Regions from separate parts of the Homo sapiens genome. Here region 1 is linked to region 2. Evidence: chromatin contacts called from ENCODE Hi-C or POLR2A ChIA-PET data. All regions are on one chromosome and are shown on one strand. Each heading gives the region's core, a stretch centred on a gene start or an enhancer-like site at or near the end of the contact. The rest is flanking DNA. Distances are from core to core; before and after follow the strand shown. Region 1 has its middle 160 kb from the start of ATXN1. Region 2 overlaps LOC124901268 (a long non-coding RNA gene).

Region 1 (5,855 bases), core at 2,655-5,154, 150 kb after region 2:
TGTGTGTATTAATTATATATTTATATGTGTGGGTGAAACTTTCACAAAATAAAGTTCATGGCCATTTCTTCCAGCTCAGCAACTGCCTTCAAAGCTAAAGTATCTTTGAGTATTACACTTATTTTCTATATTTCTGGGGTTTTGCCTTCTGTATTTGGTCTGAAATTTTCTCATTCTGTTTTTAGGTGTTTAAATCTTTTCTGAATGAATAACTAACATTCCATTAGGAGACAATCAAATTAGTCTAAGTGAAAGATTATAAGACCTTGAACAAAAGTAGTGACAATGTGGATGCAATGACAAGGAAATATTTAAGAAAAACTAATGAAGGACTGGTTTTAGTTCCTGAGTTCCTGTGAAAGATGCAAGACAAATGTTCCTTCTATAATCATCTATATCTCAAATACTTCCAAAACTTTAATGCCAGGAAAAATTTCTTTCCATTCTAATTTGTGTGTTTTTCTCCCCTCAGGTTAAAAAGTAAATAATTCTCACTCTCTGTAGGTAGCTAGGGGCACAATTTAATGCTCAGTCATAGCACTGACTTAGCTTCTGTGTCTTACTTAGCCACTTTGTATTTCAGAATGGCTTTTAATTGCCTTATGCATGTTTAAGTAATGTTTTATGTATTTTTAACATTTAAACTTTCTTAATCATTTTTGAAAATAAGAAAAATAATAAATTTGGGGGTAGATTGGTTAATAAAATTAAGGTAGTTTCAAATATTTCTCTTATTAAGAGATGTAATTTTATGACTCATTCAAGCAAAATAAGTATTATATAAATATAGTTACATGAATTTGGGGGAATCATTATATAATTTTTAATTTAATTTTTATTTTATCCTCAGCTCCACTGCTCTCCACCTCTGAGTTCTAGTCACCTGAGGAGATAATCACATTCAATCCTTTTAACATTCTTTTTTATATTTACAATAACATTTAAAAATAAGTGGTTTATGTGTTTGTCTGTTTTCACGCTGCTGATAAAGACATACCCGAGACTGGGTATTTTACAAAAGAAAGAGGTTTGATGGACTTATAGTTCCACGTGGCTGGGGAAGCCTCACAATCATGACACAAGGCAAGGAGGAGCAAGTGAAGTCTTACAGCAGGCAAAGAGAGAACTTCTGCAGCGAAACTCCCGTTTTTTAAAACCATCAGATCTCGTGAGACTTGCTATCAAGAGAACAGCACAGGAAGGATTTGCTTCCATGATTCAATTACCTCCCACCGGGTTCCTCCCATGACACGCGGGAATCGTGGGAGTTACAGTTCAAGATGAGATTTGGCTGGGGACACAGCCAAACCATATCAGTTGATATTACTATTCATAATTTAAAATTTAACTACTAATTATTTTTTTCTTTTATGGAGATAAAAATTTAACCCTCTTACACCCTGTCCCTTATATACACATACACATAATACTTCCAATTTCTTCAACTTCCCAATATTATTATAATTATGATTATAATTATGTTAAAATTGTTCAAGCTAAGGCACAAAAGGTGATATAAGTATATTTACTCTTTTTGAACGACTTTTTGTTTTTTCTAGAATTTACAGTTGTCCTGTTGTTTTCATGCACTTTTTTTATATACCATGTTTTCTTCCCCTAAGCACTTCTGTAAAGATGTAAAATAAATCACTTTCTCATGAGCAAAACACAGGGAACTGAATCTACTCTGTATTTTTCTCATCAGTATCTCTCCTAGAATCCATAACCTCCTGATTTAATCCGAATCTGAATGTAGCTTTCATCCTGAGCCTTCTCTTCATCATAACACTGGAAAATCTCTGATCCTGTTGCCTGGATTTATTCTCCTTCTCTTTATTGCTTTATTCTCTTGCTTAAATGGAATGCATCCTCCTATAGCTTCATGAGAAAGAATATGTGAAAAGTTGATTTTTGAGAACTTGTGTGTTTTCTAATGTCTTTTCTTTTGATACTTGATTAATAATACCTTTATTATGTAGAATTCTAGGTTGGACTAATTTTTCCTGATAATTTTCAAGGTATCATTGTGTTGTTTTATAGCTTCCAATTTCGCTATTCAAAAAAACAGCTCCATATGATTACTGATTATTGGTGTTTGATCTTCTCTTTTCTCCAGCAGCCTTTATGGTTTATTTCTTATTTTAGGTTCTGAAATTTTACAATTATATTTTATTTAATGTTAGTTTTTTCTTCATTCATTTTAGCCATCAATGGAACCTTTCAATCTGCAAATGAATGATCTTCAGTTTTCGACATTTTTCTTGTATAACTTATGTGATAATATCACCCCTTTAATTTTTCTATTTTTCTATTTTACTAGAATTTTATTAATCCATTTAGGCCCCCTAATTTTCTTTTCTTTCATGTTTTTCATATTTTTGTGCTTTTATTGTACTTTCTGAGAGATTTCCTCAAATTTACCTTGCATGTTATTATTTTCAAAAAAATCTTATTGATTCAATGCCCACAAACATTTGTGGAGTATTTATTATATTGAAGTTACTATATTTAAGGCTGGTTGTGGGGAGAAAAACAAGTATAAAAAGTCCCTCAATTCAAAAAACTTATAATCTGCAAATTTATAAGCAAATACCTATAAAATAAAAGCTATGGTAATTTGAGTTAACAAATCTGAAAGTAAAGAAGGAAGAACTGTTGTAACTATTATTCTCATTTCTCAACCAGAAGTGCAACTAGTGAGAATATTAGCAAGTTAATTAAAAAAAAATATTACTAGTGGGCACAGTGGTTCACGCCTGTAATCCCAGCACTTTGGGAGCAGGAGGCAGGAGGATCCCTTGAGCCCGGGAGTTTGAGGGCAGCCTTGGCAACATAGGGAGACCCCATTTTCTACAAAAAATAAAAATAAAAAATTAGACTGGTGTGGTGATACATGCCTGTGGTCCTAGCTATTCAGAAGGCTGAGGTGGGAAGATCGCTTGAGCCCAGGAGGTGGAGGCTATAGTGAGCCATGATCATGCCACTGCACTCCAGCCTGGGCAACAAATCGAGACCCTGTCAAAACACACACACACACACACACACACACACACACACACACACACACACACACACCAAATTACTAGTGATTATATTAAGAAAGCAGATGAATTTTCTATTCAGATTGACACTACTGAAGATAAAACTTTGATTGACATTATAGTTCAGTAATTCTAATGTATGTCTCAGAGCCCATGCTAGACATAATTAGCATAAGGTTAAATTCTGGAGAAAATACATCCCATCCCATTACAGAATATTTTGAGATCAAATAATAGTGCTCTTAAACAAGTGTAGGATATTCAACTACTGGCACACTCTACATGAAGAAATCACTCAATTGGTTTTTGTCCTGGTTAAAAAAAGAGTCATCTAACCAAGGTCACATATGGGATTATTCACAAGTCTTAAATCTCGTAATAGAATGGATAATGGGGACGCAAGAAGGGATATTTCACAGTTTTGACTCAAAATGTCTGAGCAGCATTTATAATAGAGCAACATAAAAGAATTGCTATTTGACACAAACAGCGGGAGACTCTGATCCACTTTTCTCAGTATTATGGAAGCAAGACAGGGTTGGTTCTAGAAAAGGAAGTTGAAAGACAAAGCTGTTTTGCTGTGAGAAAACCCACTCAAGTAAATAGTGGCTTTTTGTGCCTCAGGGTCTAGAAGGAAATGCTAACTGAAATTGTTGGGTGGATGGGGACAATGTTTTGTCTGCAGATATGAAAGATGCTCCTCTGCGGGATATGCTGGCATTTGACATTGCTAAAGAAAGCTTAACTGTTCTGTGACTACTGTTCTTAACTGGAATCCTTCCATTTCAAGGACCTCTCATCACTGGGCCCCAGTCTTGGGAGTAGCTTTGAGAAAGTGGTACAGCACATAGCTTTGTTGAGTTTTTGTGGTCACAATCTATAACATTGCGTCCGCGTCATAGCTAACCCAAGTTTTGTCAAGGGATAAACCTGCACTAGGGCTGTGGACAGCAAAATGAAGCATGCTTCTGCATGTCTAAAATAAGTGGATTAGGCAACTCATTTCATTGATTTAACTGAATCAGACCTCTGTAAAACTGATCCAAACAGCTATGTGGCAATTAGCTGGTTGCACGCCATAAAAATTGAGTGGTTCATGAGTGGTTTGTATGTTTAATGGATTTCTTCCTTCAAAACATTATTTTTGTATCTTAAAAGCTTAACACAGTGTTTGGCACAGCACAGGTGCTCCATAAACATTTGTTAAATGAGTTAGCTCTAAGAAGTCAGACTAAGCAATTTAGTTCCACTCTTACTACCTGCTGTGCTAAAACTCTCCTTGGCTGATTACATATGACACTTACAAAACCTTTGTTGTTTTTTATATTGCATTTCATCAGTTCCTATTAGGTTTAAGGAAAAGAGGTGGAAATAGTTTTTCGGCAAATATTTACGGAATATCTACCATGTTCAATGCACTGTAGAATTCTGAGACCATCTTTGCCCTACAATAGCTTACATCCTCAAAGAGGAGATAAGAGATATACACACAAGCACAGTCTCAGAATTACAGATCTCTAATTAATAAATTTATTCACATGCAATTGGTATGCTCCAAATATTATATATGGGGTACAAATCCCCTTTTGCTTAATGCTTAATATTGTTTAATGTTGAGACTAAAATGACTCTAGGCCATCCCTGGCTATGAGTAACAGGTTTTTTTTTCAGAGTTCACTTTGCTAAGTATTTCTAGAAAAGTTCTGGGGGTTGCTGTGGTGGTTTATTTTCATTTGTCGTTTCTTGAGTATATTCTCCTCTTCTATCTGCCAGCTCTGAGCACCAGGACATTGACCTCTGCTGGCTGCACTCTTACACCGCTCACGTTCCATGATCCATGGGCTTCTGGTTGGGTTGGGCCAATGGGAGGCAGTGGCAGGAGATGGGAGAGGGGAGTGTAGAGAGAAAGAATGGAGTTTTCACCCCTCTTCCTCCCTGCCTTGGAGCTGTTCTGAGAGCAGCTGCATATCTCTCAGCTATAGGTCCCGTCTGGAGACCCACCGCTCAGCTCACTGGAGGCTATGGTAGCATCATTCATCCCTTGCCCCTCGTGATGGTTAATGCTATGTGTCAACTCAACTGGGCCACCTAGTGCCTAGATAATTGGTCAAACATTTTTCTGGATGTGTCTGTGAAGATGTTTCTGGATGAGATTAACATTTGAATTGGTAGACTAAGTAAAGCAGATTGCCCTCCTCAATGTGGGTGGGCTTCATCCAGTCAATTGATGTCACAATAGACAAAAAGATTGAGTAAGAAGGAATTCCTCCCATCTGGGTGCTTGCACTGGGACACCAATCTTCTGCCTCTGGACTCAGACTTGAACTGGAACTTACATCTTCATTCTCCTGGGTCTCCAGCTTGCTAACTACAGATTTTGGGATTTCTCAATCTCCATACTCATGTTAACCAATTCCTTATGATAAATCTCATTCTATAGATGAAGAGGTAGGTAGGTAGATAGATACACAGACAGACTGACAGACAGACAGATAGATAGATAGACAGACAGATAGATAGATATAGCTTCCCACTGCTTTCAGCCTCTGGGTGCCTCAGCATTCCTTGTTTGTTCTCTGGCTGCATTCTCATCATTGTAAATAGTCCTTCAAAAAAGTTTCTCAAAATCACAGTTGAATTTACCATCTGTTTTCTGCTGGGAGACTCATACAGTTGCTCATGAACATCAATGAAAATTCATGATGCCAGTTAGGAGGGTACAGGAATTCAGACACCCTGAGCTCAGAGGCACATTAAGGCCCACTTCCAAAACTGCTGGCCTCCAGACACTCCCACCCGCATCTCTAGGTTTGT
Region 2 (6,584 bases), core at 2,265-4,764:
CTTGTCACCCTGGGAGGCTGATGGAAAACCTATGCTCTGTTTTCGAAAGCACAAGCACAAGCATCCTAGAGTTACAGCTGGTTTTGCTGCTTGTGGCTAAATGGTTTGGGGCCGATACTTTCTAGTGACAGATGGCTTTGGACATTGATAATGAAAATTATATAATTTGTTGCTTAACTAAAAAACATCAAGGCCATCAAAAGGAAATCTGTTTAAAAAAAAACTTTCTAATATATTTAGTACCATAGGATACTCTGAAAAGAAATGATTATTTTTAACCATCATTGTTTATTTTGCAAGCAAGACCTAGATAAATTTTCATCAATGCAGCTCTGACCAAGATTGAATATAAGGCAAGTATCATAATTTATGGTCTTAGTCATCTAAAGAACATAGCTCTTCTTACATGGAAAGAAAACAGACAACATTTTGAGGCTTAGAATGAATGAGTTGAACTTTGTTTGGTATTGGCCAGGAGCATTTGGAAATTTATTAAAAGCATTTCATTAACAACTTGGCATTTTGTTTCCTCAAAAGAAATACATTTTCCAAATTTAAATCAAAGCCAGAACCACCATTTTTTGAACTGAAGGTAGTGGCAGCTGATGGTTTGTGCCTGTTAAGCTGAGGGTGCCTTCGGAATAAGATCATGGGCAACAACAGGCTGCAAAAATAAACATCAAATTTTTATGGAAGGAGTGAAGCAGTGTTCTTTGTTGTTCTAACTTGATGACATTAAAATATGTGGCTATAAGCTCTCTTAGTTACTTTATTTTTCTTGAGTCAATATTGGCCAGGAGAAGCTGATCTGAATGAGGGTCAGAGGTTAAGAAAATTATTTTATGAGGAATTTACCAAGTTTACCCCCGAAGAGGGAGAGTTAGAGAAAAATGCATTGGCAAACTTTGCTTTTTGACATAAATAACTAGAATTCACCAAGGGAACGGCCTGTGTCAGGGTTTCAGTGAGGGTTGTCAGGCAGTTTGATATTTGCAGAACCCCTCTCTGTCAGGCCTCTCCAAAGTTTAACTGCTAGGAGATCTGGGAAGCTCTCAAGACTGGCGACTGAAGATACTGATTTGCTTTGTGTCTGAGACACAGGCATAAAACGATGGCTACTGCCACAGATGCTTTCTGACAGAGCAGAATAATAGCACTCAGACTTAAACTGTACATTACAAACAATCCCTTTTTAAGTACAAAATGAATGCACAGAATGGAAGACCCTGTCAGCTAGAATACAAGTAAATCAAGTAGAAGAAGACAAATTATTCACTCATACCACTACAGCCAAATTTTTATTCTGCTAACTGCACTGTCATGAGAGAGCTTTTCTTCTTTGTCAGATGTTAATATTTATGCCTAGTGTTCCATTATCGGAACGCTAAGCATGTGGGAGTTATTTATATCCTACTGCTCGAGGTCATCGCCAAGGTCTGATTGCAAAAATTCAAAAAATTGCAACCATAAATGGGTTAAGAAAATCGATACATCATAGTTATTACAAATATATGAGGCACTGGATGCATTTCCTCTGAGAGCCAATCAAATTACAGGATATGTTTCCTAACTCCCCACACCTATTCCAGTTTAAAAGTTGTAGCTTGAGTACCAGGAGTAAGAACACGTGAACCCTTCACTCCCAGGGCTAGCTTTTCCTGCTGTCAATTTCATAATTATATTGCTCCGCCCCTTGGCTTAGCACTTCCTTTCCCCTCACTACCTTCTCACCCCAACCCCCAGCAATGAATCATCAGGCCTTTAAAGAGACTTAGACGACCCAGTGTGAACTTCGCTGGCATCCTGTACATTCTTATGCCAAAAAAGGGGAGTTGCTCTAAGACAGAAACTAGCCAGACCCTGATGCAGATCTTGGAGGCAACAAGCTTGGGTGCTTATCTGGGAAGATCAGCGAGGAGTTAATTTTCCTAGATCGCAATGGTGATTCAGAATTGCATATCTTAGTTCATGATTGGGTTTTTAAGAACCCAGTTCGACCCTTTGTACAGAAAGGAATATATCAAAGGGAAAAATGTTGGCAGATCTCCTTATGCAATCAGGGCAAAGGAATTTATACCACATTCAACTCTTTGATTTCTCCAGATCTGGCTGAGGGTGGGGTTTCCATATTTGTGCTTTGGCAAATGTGTCCAATAATTAACTCCTCCTGATATATGCCCCTAGTGTTCTTCCAGGTTATCATGTGCTTATTTGTGCATTTATTAAAACCAGAAACATTTTTGCCCCTTCATTGTTTAAATACTGTGTCTGAGTAATACAGGTTAAATAGACAACAAGAGCCTTGCCTTTTAAAGACTTTACTCCCCACCTAAAGAGGTGAAGGAGATATCATTTAAATAACATTATGCGTGTGCATATACCTTCTATATGGAAAGCCCTTTCTTCTCCTCCCTCCTTTTTTTTTTTTTTTTTTTGCATGGAGATTTTATCCTCATGCTTTTGAGATCCGGCTCAAGCATCAACACTTCTGTGAAGTCTTTCTTGATTATCACAGGAGTCTGCGGCTCTGCCCAATGTGTGAGTCAGAGAAGTGCTATTTTCTTATTCTTTTTATTTATACAATATTTTTTTAAACCTCTAACCGAAAAAAACAGGGCCATAAGCACAGATGGAGAGAGTATCCTAAGTGGGAGCTCTCTTACTTGAATACTTCCTGCTACTCCCAAACCCATTTGACCTCCCTTACAGTTTCAGCGTGCAACTGCGCTTCCTTTGTTTATGCTCCAATTATGTGACTCCCCTCCACTGATCAGTTTTTCATGTAACTTTCCACTGCCCTCTGTTATGAGTTGAATTGTGACCCCAAAAGATACATCGAAGTCCTAACCCCAGTAACTATGAGTGTAGCCTTATTTGGGAGTAGCATTTTTGCAGATGTAATTAGTTAGGATGAGGTTTTACTGTTTTAGGGTGGACCCTAAATCCAATGCAACTGTTGTCCTCATAAGAAGAGAAGACACAGAAACAGAGGAGACACAGGGTAGATGACCATGTGAAGACAAGGCAGAGACTGGAGATATGCTGCCACAAGCCAGGGAATGCCAGGGATTGCTAGCAACCACCAGAAGCTAGAAGAGGCAAGGAAGCCTCCTCTCCTAGAGCATTTAGAGAAAGGATGGCCCTGTTGACACCTTGATTTCAGACTTCTAACTTCCAGAACTGGGAGGGAATAGATACCTGTTGTTTTAAGCCACCCAGTTTGTGGTACTTTGTTATAGCCATCCTAGGAGACGAATGCACCCTCCTTATGAGATCCATGATTCCAGGTCTGTTGGATTCTCCTTTCTTCTCTTTATTTACGTATATGGCCCTACCTCTTCCTGCTGCAGATACTCCTAGGTAATCTGTTCTGGATGTACTTTTGGTCTTGCACCTATGACAATACCAATAAACAAAGAAAAGGTCTAATGGAATAGAAAACTTACAGAGTTCTAGAACCGCCTCCTCGTCATCCCAGAAAAACATCTGGCTTCTGGCTCCAGGCCTCAGAGAGCACAAGTACATTACACTCCTGCACGGGGCGTCAGCTGGTGTCGGCGTCCTCCTCGGCCCTCCTCAGCTCCCTCTGCTGGGCGCCCGATGCACCAGCAGCTTCCCTCTTCAGAAGTAGTCTTCCAGCATGTGGGTGGGGTTGGGGTGAAGAAGAGACCGCAAAAACTAAATTAATTTGATATTGAGGAAATACAATGCTAATTGTTTGGCTTTCTTTTACTGTCTATTTGAGTGTTATCAAAGTGCTTATGAAGACCTTGGTCTTTCTGATTCTCCTTTTTCAAAAAACCAAAAAAAACCGAGAAGCTCATTTGTTTCAGGAAGTTTCCCTGAGCGAGTGGAAGGGGAGGCCTCACACTGAAGCCAGAATACAAAGGAAGTCCTCTTGAGATGGATAAAGCAGTTCTTACATGCAAATCTCAGAAAATGGCAACTCCATCTTTCCACCTGTTCAAGCCCAGAACCGCTGGCAGTGTCTTGACTCTCTCGTCAGACCCCACATCCAATTTGCCAAAAATCCAGTTAAATCTACCTTCAAAACATATCCAGAATCTGACCATTTTTCAGCCCTGGGACTGCTACCACTGGAGTTAAACCACCACCGTCCTTCGTCAGGGTTACTGCGACAGCCTCCTAAATTGGCCCTTACTTCTCCAGTTACCGGCCCACACCAGTCTACTGCCTGCATTAGGTTGATGCCACAGCTCTGCTCAGAGACCAAGGGCTCCCCCAAGGTCAAGTAAAAGCCCTTCATGGCCTACAAGGCTGGCCTCGATCAGGTCCTCAACTTTTCTGATCTCATCTATCCCTGTCCTTGCTCCCACACTGCCAGCCTCACTGTCCTCTTTGCTGGTCCTCAAATAAGCCAGCTGCTCTCTTGCCTCAGGGCCTTTGTATTAGCTGTTCCCTCGGCTTGGAATGCTTTTCCCTCTTGTGTTCGCATGGCCCACTCCTTCATCTTCTTCAGGTTATTTTTTCTAAGAATCAACCTCCTAGTGAGGCCTGCTGTGAACACCCTACTAAAAATTCTACTCCCTCACTTTCCCGATCCACCTTGCCCTGCTCATTTATCCCATAAATGTGTTGCTTTATAACATTCTATGTCATCTACTTTGTTTGTTTGTTTATTGTCAGGAGGGCAGAGATTTTTTTTTTTTTTTGTCTGGCTCATTCATCTAGAATAGTTCTTGGCACATGATAGACACCCACTAAATAGGCATTGACTATTAAATGAATTAATCAGTAATGTTTTCCAGAACCTACTATGTGCAAAGTTCTGTCAGCCCCCAACACAATGATTATCTCATTAGGAGCTAATCCAAAACTAATCCATCTGGTCCACACTATGGTATAATATATGTTCTCTTTACTTGACCTTTGCCTTAGTGTCTGACATGACTATTAAAGCTGAGTTGGAATGAACTGAGTCTCACACTCAGGCTTTGCAGATGTCATTTCATTTCATCCCCATGATGATACTGTGAGATAGAGATCATGATTCTCACTTATTAGGTGATTAAACTGAGGCTTGGAGTTTAAAGGACCTGCCCAAAGTTCAGGGTCACCCAGCACTGGTTTCAAAGTGAAGTTATCCACCTATGCAGCTTGAGAATTGTTAACAAGTCATTACCTGAATGAAATAGGACAGTTACAGTCATAACACTGCATTGCAATGTTTTGGCTAAGGGACCATTTTTAATCCAATCTCTAGTTTTTGGATTATACATGAATTGTGAATAACACCTGTATCCCAGAAATTAAAGCTAGTGATGCTCATTGAGAACTGAGTATTTCTCCATAAGCGAATTGGCTTCAGATCAACCTAAGTGGTTTCCCAACTAACAGAACTCTATTCCAGCTTATAATTTTTACTCATGCTGCTACATGGGCTGGAAATGATTCTCACTTGAGGTTCATGCTTGAATCCCTAGAACCCTTTCCTATTAAAGTCCTGTCTAAAGTATCCCATTACAGTAAGGACGAAGGAGATCGTAAAGGGCCAACATGAATTCTCAAGGCTAATTTAATGACTTAATTTCCTTCAGTTACTCTGGGCTGAACTTCTCCTGTTCTACCCGCAAGCTTCCCAGAGTCCTCTGTGACCAGAATCGAAGCATAGTGTCTGAAAGTAGCCTGGCCACACAAGATGTGCAAAACACTGTAACCTCTTCACAGCCTCACTCCACTTTGTATTTGAGGGAAATGATTCTAGAAGCTGAAATAGACCAGAGTTCAACAGTCTGGGAAATTTGAAGAAGAAAAAAGGAAGAGAAAAAAAAAAAAAAAAAAAACCAAGCCCTGCATTTGCAGAGATGTGAAGAGAACCCAGCTCTCTGAAGTTGGAAGGAAGTGAGAAGACCCTATTTGTGGCTGCAGGAGAGGAAAAGAAAAGAGACCCGCAAGGAAACTACCAACAGATGGTAAATACATTTTTAATTCTTCTGTCATACTGTGTGGACTTGTGCACATTTGTCCTGCTGTGTTAGGCTCCCGAAATAGCTAGCCATGGAATTGCAGAACAGTTCTGCTGCAATTTGAGATTTAGGAAACCATGCTAGCTGACAAAACAGGAAGGGCTCATAGTAGGATGGAGTGGATTTGCTCCCAGTTTGCAGCTCCTCAATGTGGCATCTGCTGTCATTCTTAGTGCAGGAAAATTCTCTCACATGTCAGGTCTCATTGGTGATGTTTTGCAACATACTATCTCAAATTGCCCCCCGAGCCCTAGTTATAATTATTAAATGTTGACACTATGCATATAACTCCCAAAGATTAAAGAGAGTGAGGTCCATTGATTTATGAATCCTGAGTCCTCCAGGGAACATCACAAACACACATGGCAGCCCAGATCTCTTCACCTAGTCTTCCTCATACTTTTGGTATGAGGTTGCTCTACAAGAACCTAAAGAGGTAGGACACAAAAGCACATTCAGTTGACTCCACATCTGAGAAGTGACCAGTGATTGGTACCAGGAATGAGTTAGGTTCCCAACCCCAACACCATCTCTCAGTGCATCTGCAAAAAAAAACCACAAGTGTCAATTAATCTAACTGGATGCAGGATAATGAGG

What was found. Hi-C counts contacts between places; a loop is a spot of excess contacts on that map. ChIA-PET counts read pairs that join two places held with the same protein, here RNA polymerase II (POLR2A). Pooled maps may share reads with other maps.
Region 1: a pooled map shows a loop between it and region 2 (2.3-fold over the local background). The contact joins two enhancer-like sites. A Hi-C loop is called at or near these places in 2 of 50 pooled maps. POLR2A ChIA-PET finds 5 or more read pairs at or near these places in 4 of 52 experiments (AG04449, AG04450, IMR-90 and 1 more).

Annotation. Positions count from the first base shown.
Region 1 is chr6:16,917,612-16,923,466 of GRCh38, forward strand. No RefSeq gene overlaps it. Among named protein-coding and RNA genes, the nearest start is that of ATXN1, 160 kb to the left of the region's middle. Within about 2 kb of position 3,905, at least 2 of the 41 ENCODE cell types and tissues checked have a DNase peak (open chromatin) inside an H3K27ac peak, as active enhancers do; they include IMR-90, where a contact is called at or near this core.
Region 2 is chr6:16,767,562-16,774,145 of GRCh38, forward strand. LOC124901268 (a long non-coding RNA gene) reads left to right here. Exons shown (of 2, transcript XR_007059480.1): 1 at 1-5,933. Among named protein-coding and RNA genes, the nearest start is that of ATXN1, 9.4 kb to the left of the region's middle. RefSeq lists an enhancer at 1,557-1,851. Within about 2 kb of position 3,515, at least 7 of the 41 ENCODE cell types and tissues checked have a DNase peak (open chromatin) inside an H3K27ac peak, as active enhancers do; they include IMR-90, where a contact is called at or near this core.